Linked DNA regions of Homo sapiens: region 1 is linked to region 2. The links are chromatin loops, found by intact Hi-C in ENCODE. Cell type or tissue: mammary epithelial cell. All regions are shown on one strand. Links, peaks and the distances in the headings refer to the core of each region. The heading gives the core; the rest is flanking DNA.

What was found. Hi-C counts contacts between places; a loop is a spot of excess contacts. Peaks named below come from ENCODE experiments on the same cell type or tissue, not always from the same donor. Only the 100,000 strongest peaks of a DNase experiment are listed, where the experiment ranks them.
Region 1: a loop joins it to region 2, with 2.5 times the contacts of the local background. A loop is called at or near these places in 3 of 110 quality-filtered maps.

Annotation. Positions count from the first base shown.
Region 1 is chr5:138,899,062-138,901,974 of GRCh38, forward strand. The region is part of intron 9 of CTNNA1 (catenin alpha 1); the gene reads left to right. Among named protein-coding and RNA genes, the nearest start is that of LRRTM2, 25 kb to the left of the region's middle. In mammary epithelial cell, for the core only: no CTCF peak of the experiment used is centred there; a DNase peak (open chromatin) is centred at 1,720; H3K27ac peaks cover 1,003 bases.
Region 2 is chr5:138,652,245-138,655,157 of GRCh38, forward strand. No RefSeq gene overlaps it. Among named protein-coding and RNA genes, the nearest start is that of HSPA9, 78 kb to the left of the region's middle. In mammary epithelial cell, for the core only: a CTCF peak has its summit at 1,447 (motif pointing right); a DNase peak (open chromatin) is centred at 2,467.

The DNA of each region.
Region 1 (2,913 bases), core at 257-2,756, 250 kb after region 2:
CCTTATCTGTACTCTTCTGTTAACATAAATATATTTTTTAAATTGCATTTTCGATCATTTGAGTATTGCGTTATTATGGATCTGATTACACAGGTGGTGGTTTTGCTTATTCTTGCCCAAGACGGCTCATTTCCTTGTATACTTTTGTTTTTGTTTTTGTTTTTTTAATTTGTGAGTTCACATTCCTGGAGTTTTATTGTGGGAATTCTTTGAAGCCTGTGTTTAGCTTACCTTCCATGAGGTAAAATTTTCATTTATATTTGCTTCTGCCACCTGCTTAGAGGTACTACTAATACATAACCTCTTAAATGTAAAAGTTTTCTGAACCATATACATAACATAATTTCTATACCTAAACCTCTGCCAGCTTTTGATTAGAATTTGGAGTGGGGTATAGGGGCTTTTTCTTCTTTTCCTCCCTGAGCGAATGCTTAGACTGAGAAATACCCTCTTTCCATGGTGACTTTCTTGATCACTCTTAGGGTTGGTCACTTACTAGGGTTGTTGCCTTTTGCCTGTTCCAGCTCTGCGCAGTCTCTGATCTGAGTCATCTACCTTGAGAGGACCCTGGCCTTGGCCCATTAAAACCCAAGTTCTCATCATGAAATGGTGCCTCCCTGCAAAACCCCCCACCACCCACCAGAGGAAACACTGTTTTGGCTGATTGCTTACTTCTCTGAAGTTCTCCTTTCTCTTTTCTAGCCTCTGACAATTTCTCTTAATTTTTCACCTGCCTAGCTCTGCATTAAAAATTGAAAAAGCATTATTAAAGCATAATCTGTATACCATAAAATTAACCATTTTAAGTGTACAATTCAGATTTTGGTAAGTTTACAGAACTGTGCACCCATCACCACAATCTAGTTGTAGAATTTTTCTATTATCCATGCATACTTCATTTTTCAGTATTGTAAGATATCTTATTTCTCCTAATAAGATCACCAACACCTTTCCCTGGAAATTGGAAAGGTAGGGGCTTATCATCATTTCCCCTGTGGGTTTGGAAGTAGTTGTTAAAAACTTATTGAGTGCCTCTGAAATGTTATGACCTGCATTTGGGACTTTTACTTTATGTACGACAAGTTTGTAAAAGTTGAGTTTTTGATTTTATTGTTATTTTTGACTTTTAGACATTCAGATCATTTTAAAGAAGAAAACTCGGGTGCTAGCTTGGCCCAGGGGCACAGGGGAAGAGATGAATGTTTTGAACTCTGTTCCTTTGGGCTGCTGCTGCGTTGGTGGGTCATTATTTAGACTTAAAAGCTCCCTGTCCCACATCTCTTCTCACTTGCTTACTCCTACAACAGGTATAAACTGTTATGAGAGTCAGTCATTAATTTATTATCAAGAACAAAAAGAAATCTTATCTTGTCTTCCTACAAACATTCCAGGATAAGAGGAACTCAGCCAAATAGGAAGCCAGGAGCAGTTAAGGAAGTGGGAAACAACTTGTGTTCGACTTCAGTAAATCATAAATCTATGTATAATAGAGAAAAATAGTCATTATGGTTACAGAAGGAGCAGGATTGAAATAAAGTCATAATGGGATTTTTTCCTAAATGAAACTTCATTTAACAAATTTTATGTAAGTAAAGATCATCCATCGTGGAGTAAAGGTAGAGCCTTCCTAAAAGACTGAAAAAGTTGTCTGTCATGTACAGATGTCTAATCTGTTGATCTGACACAGGGGGGCTGTGAGTCATTTCCTCAACAGCTCAGATTTGAGCTTGGGTTTTCCTGAAACCAGCAAAACCCAAGGCCGATTGTTTAAATGTTTTCTGAAACCTGCTCTTCCGCAAGGTCCAAACTTCCACACAGTAGGCACAGATGGTACAAAAGAGGGCTGCCTGATCTCAAACTAGTGGTTGTGGTGTCAGTCTTAGCCTACCTCTTCGAATAGTGGGAATCAGAGACATTTTAGTTGTTAATACAAGTAACTGTGGTAGGAAAGATAATAATTTATTCTCCTAACAAATCCAGAGATACTTCTCACTGTTCTACGAAGTCTTGGCTCTGCTGGGTTCTCTGTGGAAGTTAACTGCTCCAAGTGTTTTTCTTTTCTCTTCTCTTCTCTTCCGCTCCCCTCCCCTCCCCTCTTTTCTCTTTTCTCTTTTTTGAGAGAGTCTCGCTCTGTTGTCCAGGCTGGAGTGCAGTGGCGCCATCTCAGCTCACTTCAACCTCCACCTCCTGAGTTCAAGCAATTCTCATGCCTCAGCCTCCCAAGCAGCTGGGATTACAGGGGCGTGCCACCACGCTGGGCCAATTTTTGTATTTTTAGTAGAGGTGAGGTTTCACTATGTGGCCAGGGGTGGGTCTCCCAACTCCTGGCCTCAAGCAGTCCGCCCACCTCGGCCTCCCAAACTGCTGGTATTACAAGCATGAGCCACCACACCCAGCCTCTTTCTTTTTTTGGGACATGGTCTTGCAGTCATGGCTTGCTGCAGCCTCGACCTTCTGGGCTCAAGCTATTCTCCCAACTCAGCCTTCCAATTAGCTGGGACTATAGGTGCGTGCCACCACACCCAGCCAATGAAAAATTTTTTAATGTATAGAGATGGGGTCTTGCTATGTAGCCCAGGCTGGTCACAAACTCCTAGCCTCAAGTGATCCTCTTGCCTTGGACTGGAAGCCACTGCACCCAGCTCAGAGTGTTTCTCATTCTAACCTCAGGATCTTCTTTAGTCTCATTGTTAATAGTTACGTCATTCTAGAGCCCCAGATTTTCCACAGAAAGAGGCATTTAGGAAGCTCCTCTCCTCGCCCTCTCCTTTCACTGTAGTCAGGCCTGACACTAGTATGTGAGGTTAGCCTCTCAGAGAGCTATGGTCATGATGTTGCATTTGCACATTTGTCATTGTTAGAAGTGAGTAGCCCTGTCCCTGGGGGGTGAATTGAAGCTCATTCATCTGGAGA
Region 2 (2,913 bases), core at 213-2,712:
AGCTATGTTGGTCAGGCTGGTCTCAAACACCTGTCCTCAAGTGATCCACCTGTCTCAGCCTCCCAAAGTGCTGGGATTACAGGCGTGAGCCATCATGCTTGACTGTAAGCTATTATTACTGTAATTAGACATCTCTGAGCCTCAGTTTACTTGCCTGTAAGTAAGGAGTGGGGAGAGGTGGTCAGATGTTGGTTCCTGAAAGGAACCAACACGTTCCAGCTTCTTTAAGAAGTCTACCCGGGCTCTTGGCGGGCTGGTGCCTGCTGGCTCACCTCCCGCCCTGTGCTTTCAGTCCAGGAGGAACCCTGGTACTCATCTGTCCTGAGGGGCCATTTCCATGACTAGACCCTGATCCTTACGGTCAGTCACCTGGACTTCCCACCAATCTCCTGCCCCTCCATCTAGGCTTTGAGTTCCTGGTTCAGAGGGACATATTAGTGCTTAGTGGTGATGAGAAACGGGTCAGACAGGTCAGGGCTTGAAGTCTAGCCCATGACGGTGCACAAGGTTTTGGAGTGGCGTACTGATTGAGAGCGAGGACTCAGCCGCCAGACTGCTTGCTTGAGTTCGGATCTTGGCTGGGCTACTCTTTAGTTTGGCTAACCTCTCTGTGCAGTTTCCCTGTTTCTAAAATGAGGATAATAATTGTACCCACCTCATAGAATTGTTGTACAGATTAAATGAGTGAACATATGTGATTGTTCTTGCTGATACAATAGCTTTGTGCTTTTGAGCTATTATTATTGTAATTAGACTTCTCTGAGCCTCAGTTTACTTGTCTGTAACACATCTCCATAATACCTTTCCTTCCTGCTTCAGGGTTATTGTGAAGATCAAATGACACATTCCCTTTGGAAACTCTTAAAGGCTTTACAAAGGTAAGATTATTATTATTTATTATCAGATACTTGTTCCTTGGGGTTCTCCGCCACATTCCCTTTAGAAACAAAGCAGTTTCCTTCACCCTTCTCTTGCCCCAGTCTCAAGGCAGAAAACCGTGGTGTCTTGGAAACAGGAGCAGCCATGGGGTCTCCCTCCACCTAGGAAAAGGGGCGCATAAAGCTGTGCACACAGACACATCTCTGACAGAGATTATTTCAAAGGAGGCTGCTAATTAAACCAAGAACAGAGAGCTTGTCAACATTTTACACAATTATCCCCTTCACTGCAGAGGTGAACCCAGGTTTTGTGGAGCCCAAAGCTTATACAATTTGGGGGGCCCTCTTTAAGAAAAAAAATACAAGATGATGAATATGAAATTAAGTGCAGGGTTTCGAAGGGGCCTGTGCAAATGAGGAGCACTGCCACCCAAGCTTCATTAGCTTCACAGAAAATCCACCTCTGCCACCAGGCCAGGTATGCATTTGACAAGGACTTGTTGGTTAGTTGCTTATGGCCAAAACAAACCGTTTTTTACCAACCACAGGCAGGCCAGGATCTCTAGAGGGCAGGAGCGCACAGCCTGCACCCAGACTCCAGAAGTCACCCTGTTACCAGGCTGTGGCTCCTCCACTGCCTTCACCTCAGTCTAATTGTTCCTTTTTCAAGACCCACCACCTATTTATTTTTGCTTTCAACACATTTGCATGTGATTTACATAGCATTAATATTCAGTCTCATGTTGGGAACTCTTCCTCTGCCCCGGCTTAAGCTAGATTCCTGGGACTTGGTTACCAAGTGAGATGCAACTTTCTCTCTTCTCAAAATGTAGAGGGAAAGAAATATACATCTAATTTGGGGGAGGGTGGGAGAAGGGACAGTGATGACATTTGTCTTGAAGTCAGTTTCTAGTCTCTGGCCCTCCTAGTCTATGTCTTCCTCCATATATCCCCACTGTCCCTACCCACAACCCACAACCCAATTCCACCCCAGTTTTCCTCTGATTATGAAATTGGAAGCTCACCTTCTCAAGGACACACATTCCTACCCAAATTCTGGGCTTACTGGGGCTCAAGGGTGCAGCCTCTGAAGTGAAGAGGCACATGGCATCGAGGTGCCAGCAGACAAGAGCACACAGGGATTCTTCCTCAGGTCCCCCTCTGGGAGAATCAGCCCCTTCCAGTCCCCCTGCACTGTTTGGAGGCCCAGTTTATGTGATCCCCCGACTGACGGAAACAGATGGCAGGTGGGAGTATGTGTGAGTGTGAGTGAGTGTGTGTGTGTGCATGCACGTGAGCTGTACATACATAAAAGAAATGTGCACACATGTGTGAGACAGAGAATGCCCACGTGCACATGAGTACACCCCCCCCCCCACCGCCACAAGACAGGCAGAGGAGGAGGAGGTGAGGATGTGGGAAGGAAATTCTCGGTTTAAAAAAACCACATTGTGGTTCTAAATGTCATCAAAGGTGAAACTTGCTTCCTTAGCCCTGCCCTATAAAGGGAGGCAAAAAGAAGTCAGCAAGGCAAGAAAAGGTCTCAGGGCAGGGATGGGGCAGTTCTAGTGTCAACAGTGACATCACTCTCCCAGACCCCTCCGCTGAGTGGTGAGTCACCAGAGCCCACTCAATACCACAGTCTTTATGCAGTCATGAGCCGGCTCATGCTTCCATCTCCATGTGGCCTAGGCCTCACCCCCATGGTCCCCTGGGCCTGAGCTACCCCAGCCCTGGGGCTTTGCTCTCTTTTAAGCCTCTATCAGAGAAGGCAGGGGTCCCTTCTCTGGGTAAGGCAATCAGAGACATAAATGAGAGACAAGAGAAAGAGAGACTCTTCTGTATGTGAGGGGGGTTTGGGAACAGAAGTTGAAAAGTTGCAAAACCAGTCTGAGGAAGAGGCAGAAAAAAGAGAATGGAAAAGAGAGAGTGAGAAGAGAAAGAAGAAAGAGGGAACTGGGGTTGAAGAAAAGAGCCGGGTGTGGTGGCTTACGCCTATAATCCCAGCACTTTGGGAGGCCGAGGTGGGTGGATC